Regions from separate parts of the Homo sapiens genome. Here region 1 is linked to region 2. The links are chromatin loops, found by intact Hi-C in ENCODE. Cell type or tissue: chondrocyte. All regions are shown on one strand.

The links. Peaks named below come from ENCODE experiments on the same cell type or tissue, not always from the same donor. Only the 100,000 strongest peaks of a DNase experiment are listed, where the experiment ranks them.
Region 1: it touches region 2 in a loop (2.1-fold over the local background); 2 of 110 quality-filtered maps call a loop at or near these places.

Annotation. Positions count from the first base shown.
Region 1 is chr3:53,802,581-53,810,580 of GRCh38, forward strand. It overlaps CACNA1D (calcium voltage-gated channel subunit alpha1 D), which reads left to right. Exons shown (of 48, transcript NM_001128840.3): 44 at 843-992; 45 at 2,403-2,566; 46 at 6,069-6,190; 47 at 7,398-7,718. Among named protein-coding and RNA genes, the nearest start is that of CHDH, 40 kb to the right of the region's middle. RefSeq lists enhancers at 1,912-2,713, 4,324-4,825, 4,826-5,325 and a silencer at 2,930-2,979. In chondrocyte, CTCF peaks have their summits at 4,141 and 4,345; DNase peaks (open chromatin) are centred at 3,831, 4,761, 6,111, 7,391 and 2 weaker places.
Region 2 is chr3:53,888,580-53,896,579 of GRCh38, forward strand. It overlaps SELENOK (selenoprotein K), which reads right to left and starts at 3,280. Exons shown (of 5, transcript NM_021237.5): 1 at 3,191-3,280. The coding sequence starts at 3,209. RefSeq lists enhancers at 2,468-3,368, 3,259-3,558. In chondrocyte, a CTCF peak has its summit at 3,076; DNase peaks (open chromatin) are centred at 3,004 and 3,392.

The sequences.
Region 1 (8,000 bases), 86 kb before region 2:
TGTCATTTTCCCTGTAGCCCTCAAGATATGTGTAGTATATTCCACTCCACATGTATTGACCTGAGTTGAATTGTGGGCGGAATGCCCATTTTGTTGGGGGCCAAGGGAGGATGGGTCTTCCTGTGTCATGTTATGAAGTGAAGTCGGGAGCCATGTGGGCCCAAGTTGGGTGCAAGAAAGTGGAGAAGTCAGAGGAAGTGCCATCCTTCCTTTGGAGAGAGGATTGACATCACCACGTCCTTCTCTGAGGACTGAGGCCAGGATGAGCCGGGTTTCAGGGAGACTTACCACATTCCTGGGGCAGGGCAGCCTTTGGAAACATGGTGGACATGTTCTGTGACAGTTTCCCCTGTGGCACTGTATCCAGAACTCACTCGACCTTCCTGATTTGATACAGCAGGAGGTCAGTGGCCAGGAAGCTCCTTTGTTCCAGGTTCTGAAGTCACACTGGGCTGGAGCTGGGGGACTAGAAGGAGAGGGAGGGATCAGAGCAGATGCCCTGGGAACCCAGGGTCTTTTTCCCTAGGTCCATTTTTTTGTTCTGTTCTCCAAATTGCACCTATTCCTTTGGCTCCAAGGCCTCTGGACACAATGGTTTGACACCAACATTGTGCAGGGCACTGAGAGAGACCCTATCCTGGCCCGCAGGCACACCACACACACAGACACACACACGGTGCTGTTGCCAGAAGCCGGAACAGTCCAGTGCTGCCTGAGGCAGGTGCGCGCTGGGAGAAGCCAGGAGCACCCGGGCAGGGTTGCCGGCCACAGGCAGAGGTGCAGCTGCAGCAGGAATTATCTGCCGCCTGCCCAGGTTCTCAGATCCTCTCTCCCAACTGCAGGTCCGACTCAGGAGATGAACAGCTCCCAACTATTTGCCGGGAAGACCCAGAGATACATGGCTATTTCAGGGACCCCCACTGCTTGGGGGAGCAGGAGTATTTCAGTAGTGAGGAATGCTACGAGGATGACAGCTCGCCCACCTGGAGCAGGTGAGCTGCTCTGGCTCCTGTGGAGAGCGGGAGGCCGCCCTGCCCTGGTGCTCGGCCCACTCCGGAAGCCAGGGCCACCGGCAGCTGCACTTGGGCTTCCCCTAAAAAGCAAAATGGGAGCAGAAACTCCAGGCCAGAGGGAGAGTGGAGCTGGAGAAAGAGAGCCGCAGAGAGGCAGGGTGAGGGCTATTCTTTCAGACCTGTTGCCTTATTTCCACTAGGGGCCTCTGAGGCCTTTTAGTGAAGGCTTGGGAAATGGGAGATGGGCCTGCTTCGTGGCTGGGTTAATGCCTTTCCACCACCCGTCTTTGGAGAGATCAGTTTTTGCTGAATTAACACTTGGAGCTCTGGCGGCCCCAGGGCTCTGTGTGGACGGCGGCTTGGCCAGCCTGGAGCTGGGCCAGGTCCTCATGCACAGCACCTGCCTCCTGCCACTTCAAGGGGTCTCTCGGGGAGATGAAGAAATGAGGGGTCACTCAGCAGAGGGGTCCATCTTGCTTCTGTCCTACAGAAAGAATGTTTGTTAGTACAATGGGCACTCTGCTTTAGGAGGCGTAGCAGGCGGCACAGGCGGATGAAAATCGCCCTCCACCCTCTTCTCTGAACCGCACCTCACTGTGACCAGGGGCCCAGTGAAGTGGAAGTGGAATGGCAGTGAGGTGGCTTCTGGCATCTGAGCCACAGCCTGACCCTCACCCTCTGCTCCCGCAGCCCTTCCCCGTGCCTCTCTCAAATGCCTGACTTCTGAAACCACTGACTCTGAGCCAGATGAACTCGTGTTCCCTTCTCTAGGGCTTTTGCTCACACTGTGGCCCCTGCTTGGATGCCCTCACTCCGTCTGCTGGCCTCATCCCCCCTGTCGAGGGCCTGCTCTAGGGCCTTGCTTTTTATTTCCATGACTGGAATTGAAATCCCTCCCCCAACCCCCAGAAAAGAAAACCTCACGAACCGCATGAGTTCCTCTCTTCCAGCACTGGCCCTTTCCAGCTCGCATTTGATTTCTGTGTGCTCATGGCATTTTCTAAGCCCATTGAGGGTGGGGCTCATGCTTCATGCATCTTGGTGTCCTTGGTGCCCAGCACCTGGCAGAGGGAAGGCACTCAGGAGAGGGGCTCTCACGGAGGAAATGAGTGGGTGAGAGCCTGGCTCACAGGACATCTGCGATCCACATTTGCCCTGGAGCTGAGGGATCAAAACTGCCAGCACATCCCTCAGCACAGGCCTCCAGTCCTGTAATGGCCCTTGGTCTCCATCTGGAATCTTCCATGAAACTGAGGCCAGCCTTGTTCTCAGCCAATCCTACTGTGTCCAAGGGAGGAGGCGGGGAGAGGAGTATGGATGTCAGTCTGGCAGGGTTGAGTGACAGAGCTTGTTACCTAGAACCTTACTGCCCTCCTCTCTGACCTCCAGGCAAAACTATGGCTACTACAGCAGATACCCAGGCAGAAACATCGACTCTGAGAGGCCCCGAGGCTACCATCATCCCCAAGGATTCTTGGAGGACGATGACTCGCCCGTTTGCTATGATTCACGGAGATCTCCAAGGAGACGCCTACTACCTCCCACCCCAGCATGTGAGGCCAGATTTTTTGTTTTGGGTGGAACCTCCCGGGGAACAGTGTACCTCTCCCCCAACCCCCGCTCTGGGGGCCGGTGATGGATGTGTGCTGCCAGGTCAGGATCCTTAGTCCTCAAGACCAGCCCCCAGCCAGAGAGTGTGTCTGCTTTCCTTCCTTTCTCATCCATATCTCACGTGATAGAGCTCTAGCCTCTTCAGTGCTATGCTTGACTCTCTTTGAGAAGAGAGAGGCTGTGGGGCCCTAAGATTGCACGCACACATCTGGTAAGGGGTGTTTTGCATACATAGCATTGTCTTTGAACCTGGGACCATCCTGAGAGGGAGGCAAACCACACACATGCTTTTGCTGTTGTCAGCCCTGCTGCACTCTGTGATGGGGTGACTGAGCCCCCAAAGGGGAAGAGTGGGCTCAAGTGCAGAGCTGGCTGTGCCGCAGGCCTGTCTTGCAAAACCCCATGCCTCTGAGGGCCACCTGGGCATTCTGGTGTCCATCTGTCCTCAGGCCCCTCCAAGCCTTATCCTCCTCCCTCATCTCTGCTCCTCCTCCCTCCCTCATCTTCCCTCCTCCTCCTCCATCTTCCCTCCTCCTCCCTCATCTTCCCTCCTCCTCCCTCATCTTCCCTCTTCCTCCCTCATCTTCCCTCCTCCTCCTCTATCTTCCCTCCTCCTCCTCCATCTTCCCTCCTCCTCCATCTTTCCTCCTCCTCCCTCATCTTCCCTCCTCCTCCTCCTCCCGCATCTTCTCCTCCTCCCTCATCTTCTCCTGCTCCCTCATCTTCCCTCCTCCTCCTCCCTCATCTTCCCTCCTCCTCCCTCCCTCATCTTCCCTCCTCCTCCGTTCCTCCCTCATCTTCCCTCCTCCTCCCTCATGTTCCCTCCTCCTCCTCCCTCATGTTCCCTCCTCCTCCTCCCTCATTTTCTCTCATCTTCCCTCATCTTCCTCCTCCTTCGTCTTCTAGCATCTTCCTTTATCTTCCTCCTCCCTCATCTACCCTCCTCCTCCTTCTTTTCCCTCCCCCTCTCCTCCCTCCTCCTCCCTCCTCCCTCCTCCCTCATCTTCCCTCCTCCCCCTTCCTCTCCCTTGCCTTCCCTCCTCCTCCCTCACTTTCTCTGCTTCTCCCTCATCTTCCTGTCAAGTCTGTCAGTGCCCTCTGCTCACGGGGCAGGTTCTGGACTTGTTGGTCCCCTTCACTCTGGGGCCAGGAAACCCATCCCACCTAGAGGGGCTGGGGCTGGGGCTGGCTGCTTCCACCTGCTTTCCCTCTGCAGCGGTGGGTGGCAGGAGCTGGCGGATCTGGGTCATCCTGAGCAAGGAACTCCAGCTGGGGGAAGAGGTGCAGCCCTGGCCCCTTCCAGCCCTTGGCTGAACAGTTTCATTTTGGACATGTGGGCATTTTGCTGATGGTTAAGGACTATCCATTTCTGGAATTTCTGAGGAATGAAGCATATTTTTGAACAGGACTCTAATCAGTAACCAAAAATAGCCGTGACACATCGGCTTCTGAGTCTGCCAACTGCATATACTATAAAGAGCACCACTGGGAGGTGCCCAGGGCCCTCTGCCTCACTCCAACTGTCACAGCCCCACTGGGGAGTGTGACCAGACCCATTTCCATGGTTAATATTTAATTCCTCAGCCCTGAACACATGCAGCTAAATGAAGTCACTCCTTTCCCATAAATACTAGATGAAGCAGATGCAGGTGAGGCCGGGTGATGGCCCTCGCCCTTGTGAGTTCCACTGCCTTCCTCGGGCCTCGGCCTTTGTCTACTGCCTACTTGGCCAAGCAAGCAAGCACATGAATCCCACCAGCCACAGTGCCAGAGAGGAGCTGAGTGGGCAGGAGTGGCTGTGCTCTTGATTCATAAGGTGGTTTTGCTTTGCTGCCCCGCAGCTCAGACCTTGGACAGGAAGAACATTTCCCTCCTCCACCTGTGTTCTCAGCTGCAGGGGGATTCCCTCCTCCTCCAGAGAGTGTTGTGCAGAGCACATGAGATGGTGGGGATCCCTGGAGCATTTTAGAAATGGAAAAGCACCACATACAGGAGAGGGACCGCTGCTCTCCTTTCCCAGCCCCCAGCCCGGCCATTCGATCTGGAAACCTATGCTCCACAGCACAGTTGGCCCCTGGGTGGTGCGTGGAGGGAAGGCTTTCTGATGAGGCAGCCGTGTGTGTCCCATGTAGGCAACTGAACCAGGAGGCCCCACAGTGCGCACTGGGCACGAGAGACCAGGACTGGCTGTCTCGTTCCTCTCTGCTGGGCAGTGCCTAGCCAAGGACTCAGCCCGGTCTCTTGTGTGCAGCCCCAGTGTGCCTGGGAGTCCTCCCCTGGCTAGGCCCTGGGCTTTCCAATAGCGGAATGAGGGGCATGTGGAGTTTTGCCAGGGCTGAGAAAGGAGGCCCTGTGATCCGAGAAAAGCAGCGGTCAAGATAGGAGCCATAGAAATGCCTTGTAAACGATAGGTGTGCTCTCGACAGAGGCCCCTGCAAGGGGTAGGAGGTTTCTGGGAGGAGGCTGCTGGCTGTGTCTTAGGGCCCCAGAATTCAGACTGATCTCCCGGGCCTGGTGCCCTGTGAAGCTGGGAGCTGTGGATTGTCTTGTTAACCTCTGTGTGAGCCTCTGTTGGAAGAGCTGTTAGCAGGACAAGCATTTTCTTAAAATTAGAGGTGTCCTTTGTTTGTATTCAGTGCTAGAGAAGCTGAATCTTTCCCAACAAAAATAATTTGCTTATTACCTGGTCAAGCTGATCAGTGCAGGTAAAGTCCCTCCCTTTAAAACAGGTGTAAACACAGGAGCCCCAGCAAGATATGTCAGCTGCTGGGGACACTTAGGGTATCTGGAAGGTGACAGTGGGAAGTGTCGTGGGGTTCTGGCAGGACTTGTGTTCTTGCACTGAAGTGCTGTGCGCTCCCCACAGTATGCAGCGCCAGGGCTTCTGACTCGGATCAGTTGCCCTATGGGCTGCCTTCACTCCTCCTCCTGAGAACAGGCGAACGTTTAAAAGTAGTAAGTTCTCTTTGGGAGGCTGAGGCGGGTGGATCACGAGGTCAGGAGATCGAGACCATCCTGGCTAACACGGTGAAACCCTGTCTCTACTGAAAATACAAAATAGTAGCCGGGCGTGGTGGCGGGCGCCTGTAGTCCCAGCTACTCGGGAGGCTGAGGCAGGAGAATGGCGTGAACCCGGGAGGTGGAGCTTGCAGTGAGCTGAGATTGCGCCACTGCACTCCAGCCTGGGCGACAGAGCCAGACTCCATCTCAAAAAAAAAAAAAAAGTAGTAAGTTTGTACTTTAAAAAACATCCCTCACTGGGGCTTCTGCCTTCATCCTCTCCTACTAAAGTTTGGAGACCTCACTACCTAATCTTTCTCTTGGACAAACCGCATGCTTCTTCCTGGGCTCGTTGCTGAGCATCCGGGGCCACCCTGACTCTGAAAGACGGTGTCCCGGCAGAGAACTTGCTTCACAGCTGTGTGATGCCCTTTGCTTTCCCAGCCCACCGGAGATCCTCCTTCAACTTTGAGTGCCTGCGCCGGCAGAGCAGCCAGGAAGAGGTCCCGTCGTCTCCCATCTTCCCCCATCGCACGGCCCTGCCTCTGCATCTAATGCAGCAACAGGTGAGCGGCCCACCTGGCCTTGCCCCCACACCTAGGGGCACCCCACATAGGACCCCCATCAGGTCACTCCCTTCTCCTTGGCCTTAAGCACCAGGAGGGAAGGAGAGAATCTTCACCTACAGTCTAGTTAATCTTTGTAACAATCCTGTCAAATAGCTATGGCCATGAGTCCCATGCTGCCCAAGCTCACACAAGTGACTGCTGGCATTTGAATCCAGGGAGCCAGCTGCCAAAGCTGGCCTCACTGCCCAGGTGCCTCCCTGCGATCCCCACCACCTCTTCCTGGCATTGAATACAGAGCCTGATGTGATCTGAGCTCAGGGAGTGGGGGCCACTTGGCTGATTCTGAACAAGCGGTGCAGCCCTTCATTTTCTCTAAGAAGTGGTTCCTTCATTAAGTTTATGGGTCCCTCCATGGGCAGGGCCCTGTGGGTACTATGCAGGGTTAACCTCCCCTGCCTACAAAGGGAGCAGTCTGGGGAGAACAGTTTGCCCACGTTGAGGGCGGCTGCACAGGCAAGAGGGTGGGGCCGGAGCCCACTCACTAGGGCTTTCCCTCAAGGATAACAATATGGCGCTTTTTCTTTCTGAAAATATCACATCAGAGATGCCATTCATTCGTGCACGACAGGGTGGTGGGCATGGACCTGTGCTGTTTACAGACAGCGTTCCCCGTCCCTCTCTGCAGAGTGTGAACCCCAAGGTGCATCTGCCGTGGTGGGATTGTAAGACCGGGGCTTGTACCCAGTGCTTTAGCACATGCCAAATGCCGGCTCTAGGATGCATTACTCCAGAGCAAAGAGAACCAGCTGTTTTCCTATAAGTGCTGGGAAGTGGTAGTTTCCCCTGAATGTACTTCGGTATTTAAACCCAGCATGAACTGGGTGGTGTGTTCACACCCACAGCTTGTTGGGCTTCCCTGATTCTTCATTCTGAAGCAATTTCATGAATTAGCAACTGATACCTCCTTGGGAAAAGCCAAAGGAAATGCATTATGGATTCGGGGTAAAAGAAAGCACAGTCTGCTAGAAAACAAAGTCATCACCGCCCATTCATTCAGCGTACTTCAGTGTGCCCATGTCCTTTCCAAGTCCTTGCCTGGACTGCCCCTGGCGAGCGCAGCGCCGGTGCTTGGTCTGTGCGCAGAAGGTTTGAGGCCCGGACCTCTGAGAACCTCTGGTCTCCCAACAGTCCCCTCTTTCCTCAGATCATGGCAGTTGCCGGCCTAGATTCAAGTAAAGCCCAGAAGTACTCACCGAGTCACTCGACCCGGTCGTGGGCCACCCCTCCAGCAACCCCTCCCTACCGGGACTGGACACCGTGCTACACCCCCCTGATCCAAGTGGAGCAGTCAGAGGCCCTGGACCAGGTGAACGGCAGCCTGCCGTCCCTGCACCGCAGCTCCTGGTACACAGACGAGCCCGACATCTCCTACCGGACTTTCACACCAGCCAGCCTGACTGTCCCCAGCAGCTTCCGGAACAAAAACAGCGACAAGCAGAGGAGTGCGGACAGCTTGGTGGAGGCAGTGAGTACGGTTCTTGGCCGTGGTGGGCAGGAAGCACCAGGAGCAGCAGAGGTGCAACTGTAACAGCAGGAAGGGCAGTGGTGGGAGGGCGGCCAGGCTGTGAGCTAGGCTGCCTCAATCAGACACTTCTGAGCAGCAGGAATGTACCTGAAGCATGAGTAAAAACTGGTCACCACCACTGGCTGCAGTGGCTTACGTCTGTAATCTCAGCACTTTGGGAGGCCGAGGCGGGTGGATCACCTGAGGTCAGCGGCTCAAAGACCAGCCTTGCCAACATGGTGA
Region 2 (8,000 bases):
TAACTTGCCCATTATTCCAAATGGCCAACACCAGAAGAAATCTGTGAGCATCATTCCAAGGAAAGGTTCGGAGAAGTAATGTTCCATTATCTAGGGACATTCCTCCAGTATGTCAAAAGCCTACTGGTTTATAAACTTGGTGGGTGACTTCATTCTATTCAACTACTTTCTCTCTTTCTATAAATATATAACAAAGGCTGGGCGCGGTGGCTCATGCCTGTAATCCCAGCACTTTGGGAGGCCGAGGCAGGCGGATCATGAGGTCAGGAGATTGAGACCATCCTGGCTAACACGGTGAAACCCCGTCTCTACTAAAAACTACAAAAAATTAGCTAGGCATGGTGGCACACACCTGTAGTCCCAGCTACTCAGGAGGCTGAGGCAGGAGAATTGCTTGAACCCAGGAAGCAGAGGTTGCAGTGAGCCCAGATGGCGCCACTGCACTCCAGCCTGGGCGACAGAGCAAGAAAAAAAAAACAAAAAACAACAAAAAAACACATATATATAAAACAAAAATTTATCATGGTTTAAAAATGTAACAATGGTTACCAATGGTTAACCATTTTAAAGAGTACAGTTCTGTGATATTAAGTACATTCTACATTGATGCACAACCATCACCACCATCCACCTCTAGAAGTTTTTCATCTTCTCCAGCTGAAACTCTATACCCATTAAACCCTGATTCCCATTACCTTCTCCGCCCAGCCCCTGGCAACCACCATTCTACTTTCTGTCCCGACAAATTTGACTACTCTAGGAACCTCATAAAAGAAGAATAATACAATTTCTATCCTTTAGTGACCAGCTTTTCACTTGGCATGTCTTCAAAGTTCATCCATGTTGCAGTATGTGTCAAAATCTCCTTCCTGAAGGTTGAATAATATATCCTTGTATGTATATACTACATTTTGTTTACCCACTCATATCTGTTGATGGACACTTGAGTTGCTTCCACCTTCTGACTACTGTGAATAATGCTGCTATCAACATGGGTGTAAAAATACCTCTTTATTCAAGTACTTTGAAGAAACAAATGGGACGGGTGAATATAAAGGAATGCTCACACCACTTCCATATTCCTAAACATGCTGAGTATTTCTTTTCATTTGCAAAGTCTCTTGCCTGTATAAAAAGATTGCGTATTCATACTCTTACAAGTCTTTGGAATCAGTTATTTTTATAAAATTCTTATAAAGAGTGTGTATGCTCTAAGTACTAAAGAGAATTTGGCTTGTTCTTCATTAAAATAACTACTGTTTTCTATAACAGCATACTCTTAATTCTAATAGACTCTAGCTTTATCTTAAGCAAAACTGGATCTATTTTTCAAACCACTTTAATAGAAGCTACAACATAAGTTGGTACACTATATTTCAGCCTTGCAAATCAAGATGTCAGAATATTTTCGGGGAAGAGTAACTGTCAACTACCTCTCCTTTCCATTATCCCAAGAGTTAACCCCACTCACCTCTACCCACTCCATGAGGGTTTACTTTTCCTCTTTTCTTGACCAGCTTAATTTCAGATACCCACTTGGATCTAAGCTCTCACTGTGCTACTGAGAGCAAGGGGCTACAAAAGTTTAGAGGGTGGGTGACAGGCTTAGTTCTCTGCCTCTTACTAGCTCTGCTTCGTTGGCTGATGTGACATTTTCTTTCTCCAACAAAAAGTATTCCAGGGCTAGCCATCACATAAGATTTTTGGAAAAAAAAAAGTCATCTGACAGCAAGAGAAAGATTTTGTCAAGTGCTGATAATACAGTCCTAAGAAGGTGGATCTAATTGGAACCTGTCATTTCTTCCTCTGTGATTCTATCTTGCTTTTCCACTTTCCCTTTCTTAAGGCAGAATGTCCCTTCCACCAATATCCCCAGAGAGAAGTAAGGTGTTTGAATGCAGTTGTGTTTCTCAACTTTTAAAGTACGATAAAGAGTCCTAATCGGCTACTTATGTGGACCAAATGAAATAATGCGAACACAGTAAGACACAACAAATACAAGGAATTATTCAATAATTCATACAGAAGCTTCCAGCCTTAAGCTTATATCACAAAGGCTATAAAACAGGCTATAAAACAGACTAAAGTCTGAAAGCGCCCAAAACTAAGATGAAATTTTGATGCTTTTCTGTAGTGTCCATCAATCTACTTGTTTCAAAGATTTTTAAGTGGGAGATGAGAAGGGGAGATTTTTAAAAGTCAAGAAATGCAAAAGTGCAGTCAGCCAGAAGGCTCCTCACTGACTACCTTACTCGTCTCTGGAGAAAAACAGATGACTCAAATAGAACCAAGACCTAGTTCCAATGATCCACAACTCCTTGTTAAGACTGTACCAAAGAATTTCACCTGAGTCAAACAGGTGGGCAGGCAGCTCTAGCACTGATCTGACACAGTCATGTCCTTCCTTTCCGGTCATCTTCTTTGTGGGTTCGCAGAATTAAGTCTCTCGGATTCTCCATTCCGGTAATAATTAACTTGCTCCTAGGGGAAGATAGTACTTCTTCCCATGCCCCTTGAAATTCGAGCAAAAAATTCCATGTTTGACTAGCTACCCTTTCCTGGGGAAAAAGCCTATGCAAAGCTTTCATCTAATTATCATCCTAGGTCGGCTCGGTCTTTTTACACGTTGTAGACAGAGGCAGCATAACAGATAACAAGGACGCTGACGTCAGCCTACCTGTGATCGAATCCCGACTCAGCCATTAAGTTACCTCTGTGACTTAAATAGCCCAGGCAAGCTATTTAATCTATCTGAGCCTCAGAGTTTCCACCCGTAAAACAGGATTGAATGTGACGATAAGCAAATAACTGAAACACTGTCCAGGGCACAAGCGCTACGTGTACAGCGTCGGCATCATTGTCCTTACTAGTTTTAAGGATACCGACACCCGAGAGAGGAAAGACCACCCTCGCAAATCCACAATCAAGCGCTTGCTGCACGAAGGCGGGGTTGCAGGGCTCCCAGTACTCAACGTGAGGCCGGCGGGACCTCGGCCCCCGACTGCCGGCTCAGAGACCATCGGCTGACGCGCCGCAAGCCGAGGCGACTTCGGTCCAGCTCCGCCCGGCCGCGGGGCGCTAAGCCCGGGGAAGCCGCACCGGGCTCAAGACTCAGCGAGCGACGATGAAAGGAACCTGGAGTCCGATCTTACAAGTCACCGGTCGAAGCCACAGCCCGCTCTCAACTTACCGTTCGAGATGTAAACCATCTTGTCCCACTTCCCCGCTTCGGAGCCACCGGGCGCCTGGCCCCTGTCGGTTTCTGTATCTCCCTCTGCTCCCCGCCCTTCGAGCGTCACAGGCCGCGATTAGACAAAATGCTGACGAGGACGAAGGTGGGCAGAGCCCATTGGCTGCTGAAAGAGACGCGCCCCCGACGGGCGTTTTTGCATCGTCACATCTGCGACTTCTGGTTAGGCGGAGGCGGCCGAGCTGACAACCGGATATGACGTTAAGGACTGCCCTGTAGTGCCCGCGGTTGCCAGTCCTCTATCCGACTTGATCGTGCAGAGTTGGTTCGCACCGCCCAGTGAGGGGAAGCTGTTTTCTCGTCGATTGATAGGCTCCGGGTCTGGGTAGGAGAGGCTGCCCTGTATGAGGTAGCTTGAAGGGCCGCTGACAGGAGGAAACGCTTCCGAATTTTCCAGACGTGTTGACGTTTGAGGGTGCTGACTACACGTTAAGGAACTTTATTGTCACGCCTTTGGGAATATACTGCCAGGCTCTTCCTAGATATATTCATTCTCTTTAAAATGAGCATGTCTACCTGGGTTCACCAGAAACTAAGTTTTTCTTAGCCTTTTGTGAGGCAACTGAAAAATAAATTGAACTGTAGGCCCTTTCTCTGCTTGTTTCTTATTGATGGCGACTGCTTATGACCACTTTGGTGACAGACGAATTAGAAGACATGTCTTGGACATTCAGTAAATGTGGACCACATACCATGGATATTTACTCTGCTACAGCCAGTGGGCTGCCTCTGTTCCTTGAACGTGGCCATTTCATTCCCTTCTCAAGGCCTCTGCACTTAGCTATTCTTTCAGCGTGGAGACCTAATGGCTGCTTCCTTTGACTTCCCGCCCCCAGTTCTCAAGCCATGTGTCATCTCTTTGGAAAGATTCCTAATCACCTTCCAGAAAATGAAAATTACATGCTGAAAATCTATTTTGAGTTTAACAACTTTGGTTAAGATTTTATGTTCTAATACTTAGAACTGACAAAGATCTAATTTTATGTTGATTTTGGAGAGAGCATTTTCCCCAGAAAAGTTCATAATAGGACAAGACAACATCCTTCACCTCATTTGGGATTTGTGCAGCACAATCATAAAGGATCATTTCTGCAAAAATATTAGGGCAGGGCCGTTAATTTTCCCAAGGGCCTTTCTTAATCTAGACCATGCCACCATCATCTCTCACCTGCTCTACGCTAGTTTCCTTCTAAATGAAATCTCAGGTTCAGTCTTTTACCATCCTTAGGCAGTTTTACAAACTGTAGCAAGATCGATCTTAAAACGGAGATCATCTCGTTCCCTTGCCTAAAACCTTTTGGACACTAAAATTTAGTGACTTCCTATTGCTCTTAAAATCCAGTTCCTTGTCATGGCCTGCAGGCCCAAGGTGACTTGTCCTCTTGATTGCTCCTCTCACTGTACTTCCAGCCACATCTCCCCACCCAGATTATGCTCTGGCAACATTGTTGTTTTAGTTTATGAACACCCCCACCCAGATTATGCTCTGGCAACATTGTTGTTTTAGTTTGTGAACACCCCGGGTTTTACTGATACCTCCAGGACTCTGCCCATACTTGTCCCTCTACCTGGAACCCTCTTCCTCGGACTCCTTGCACATCCAGCTCATTTTATCCTTTAGCCCTCTGCTTAGTTGTCACCACTTCTGGGTGCCCTTCCCTGGCCACTCATCTCCGTGTTTATTTTCTTCATAGTAATTCACATTGTGAAACTGTCTGATAATTGATTTGTCTCTTGTCTTCAAGAAAATATAAGACGTAAGAGGTCAGGAATCCTGTCTGCCTTATTGTCTTTTATATCTTCAAGGTCTGTCATAGTTCTTGGCAAGTAGTAGGTGCTCAGATATTTGTTGGTTGGTTGAATGAGATTTTTTTAGACAATTTTTTGACAATTGCTTAAAATCTCTCCAATTGCCAAAAGAGGAAAGAAACTAACATTGGGATCTCCTGAGTATCGGACATTGTGAGGCTATCTCTTCCTTTCCATTCCTTTATCTAGATCATTTTTGCCTGAGATTTAATGCAGTGATTTCCTAATGAGCTACCTCTAGTTTCTCCGTACTCCATTTCATGCTATCTTCACCTGTTAGTTTAATCCAATCTTGCCTCTCCCATTCACAGACCTTCCGTTTCTTCCCACCACCTGACAAACATAATTCAGCCTCCCTGGTCTGGCATTAAGGGCTTTCCTGATACATCTTAGATTTTGCTCTCTGATTTCTACTTCCCTAGTAGACCCTTTGTTTTCCTGCCTTGTTGCCTCTGCTCATGTGTTTCCTCTTGAAAGGAACTTTCTCCACCTGCTAAAATCTAATCAATCCTTCAAGGCAAGGCATGTTCCTCTCGAATAACAAAGGTGAAAGGACTTTGAAAATTGAAAAAAATTATATAGTTAGTTACAATTATAGTTAGTTACAATTATATAGTTAGTGGTAGAGGACAAAGATAGCATTTCCCCTCTTTCCCTAACCTTTAATGTCTGAAACTAAGCATTAGCCACTAGCCACATGTAGCTGTTGAATATTTGAAATGTGGCTAGTCTGAATTGAAATGTACTGTACAAAATACCAGATCACAAAGATTTAGAATGAAATGAAGACTGTAAAATATCTTGTTTTTAATATTGATATGTTGAAATGATATTTTGGAGATTAAAGAACATATGTTACTAAAAGTAATTTTATTTGTTAATTTCATTTATTTTTATGTGACTACTAGAAAATTTAAAATTACATACTTGGCTCACATACATGGTTTACATTACATTTCTGTTGGATACTGCTTGTCTAGAATGAAGACATTGGCCTGGCAAAGAAGAGGTATTCAATAAATACTTGTTGAGTGAATGAAAGAATTGGTAGTTTTAATAATGGATAATATGTATACAGGGTTACTATGTGTCAGGCACTGTTCTAAACACTTTCCATTTATTCATTTAATCCTCATAACAACGACGATAATAATAGCTAACATTTGTATAGTGCTTACCCTGTGCCAGGGAACGTTCTGATTGCTTTTCATGTATTCATTCATTTAAACTTCAACCCTACTGAGTTCTGTTATTCCCATTTTACAGATGAGGAAACTGAGAGAGAGCTCAAGTGTCTTGCCCAAGATCACACAGTTAATAAGAAGCAGAATTGAGGTTAAGATCAAGAGCCAGGCTCTATAGTTTGTGCTCTTAACCCCTGTGCTATGCTGCATCTCCACACATAACAGAAGTATTGAAATAGTGTACAATCCACCACGGTATTTGTAGTATAGAATGAGAGGTGATTTCTGGAGACTGTTTGACTGTATCTCAGCTTTCTCAAAGTTGCAAAATAGCTGCCCAGTTTTTCTTTTCTAGATTCCCCAGCAAAATTCCCTGAGCATCTCTAAGTGGATGACCTTCATATCTCTGCACTAAACCCTTGGCCAGTGGGATGGGCCATTCTGAATGACAGCTACCTCTGGAGCTGGAGCTTGACTCAATCCCACTTAAGCTAGAGGGCTTGAGAGTTGGAGAGGGGTGGTGGTTACCACGAGATAATGAAGGAACACTGGGTTACATAGAAACAATAAGATGTCCTCAATATTACTGTTAGGAAACATGAAAACAGATGGCATTTATATTCTTTATTGACCTTTTATGTGTTTGTTCTTAGAGTTATTGCCTTTGCATTCTTTATTTCATCTGGACTCAGAATCCTTAACTCTTTAATTGCCTCATTTTTCTACCTTATACTCTTTATTGTTGCTATTCACAGCAACTTTTTCTTTTTAATTTTCAATTTTTGTAAAACTGTGTAGCCAGACTGGACCTGCTGTGCAAATCAGCAATTTTTGAACCAGTAATCACCTCATCACTTCAGCTGAAGTGATGGTTGTACAACTCTACAAGTCACTTTCTTAAACTACCTGAACTTATTTTCTGTATCAAAATGAGAAAATGTTTATAAAAATTCACATTGCAGTCATCCTTGGAGAATTTGATTGGCTTAAAAGTTTAAAAATTTCCTCTGTAGTCTCTAAAGTATTTCACTGAGTTAATTACATTATCAGTTTCACTAGTGAGCCTGTATGATTATATATATATATATGTATATGTACACACACACACACACACACACACACACACACACACACACACACATAGCCTATTTTTAAATGAATAAGGAATATCTAGACTCAACCTGTGGTTCTATTACAGGATGAAAAATACTATTCCAATGATAATTTCTTACTTTTTAACTCATAATCCATTTTTGGCAACCCTGGTAACTGTAATGTAAACCATTATAGTGGTAGATGGAATGGAATACTGGTCCAGAATTTTAAAGTTAAACCATCAGAGATTTAGGTGTTAGTTGCCTTCTAGGGGCATTGACTGATCACTAAAAGCAAATTTTTAATATTTTTAGAATTGTATTCCATAGTACCAAAATATGTGTTACTTTCTAAGCCCTATCTTTAGATTCCTAAATATGGAGTATACAAAGTATAACAGTATGTGCATTTTATTATTATAGATCTCAAGATAACATCAGCCTTTAGATTTTGAAAAAATAGAGTATAGATATGTGCCATGTGACATTAAGGAATGTGTAATTTATTATTCTTATTCACTAACTGGTTTGGTGCATATTATTGATGATTCTTGAATCTTCCTTTGTTTGAATGTGGTACCTGTACATAATATTAAAATCAAAAGATGCAAAGGGATATCCCATGAAGAGCAAGTCTCCTTTCTTCTCCTGTAACCCAGGATT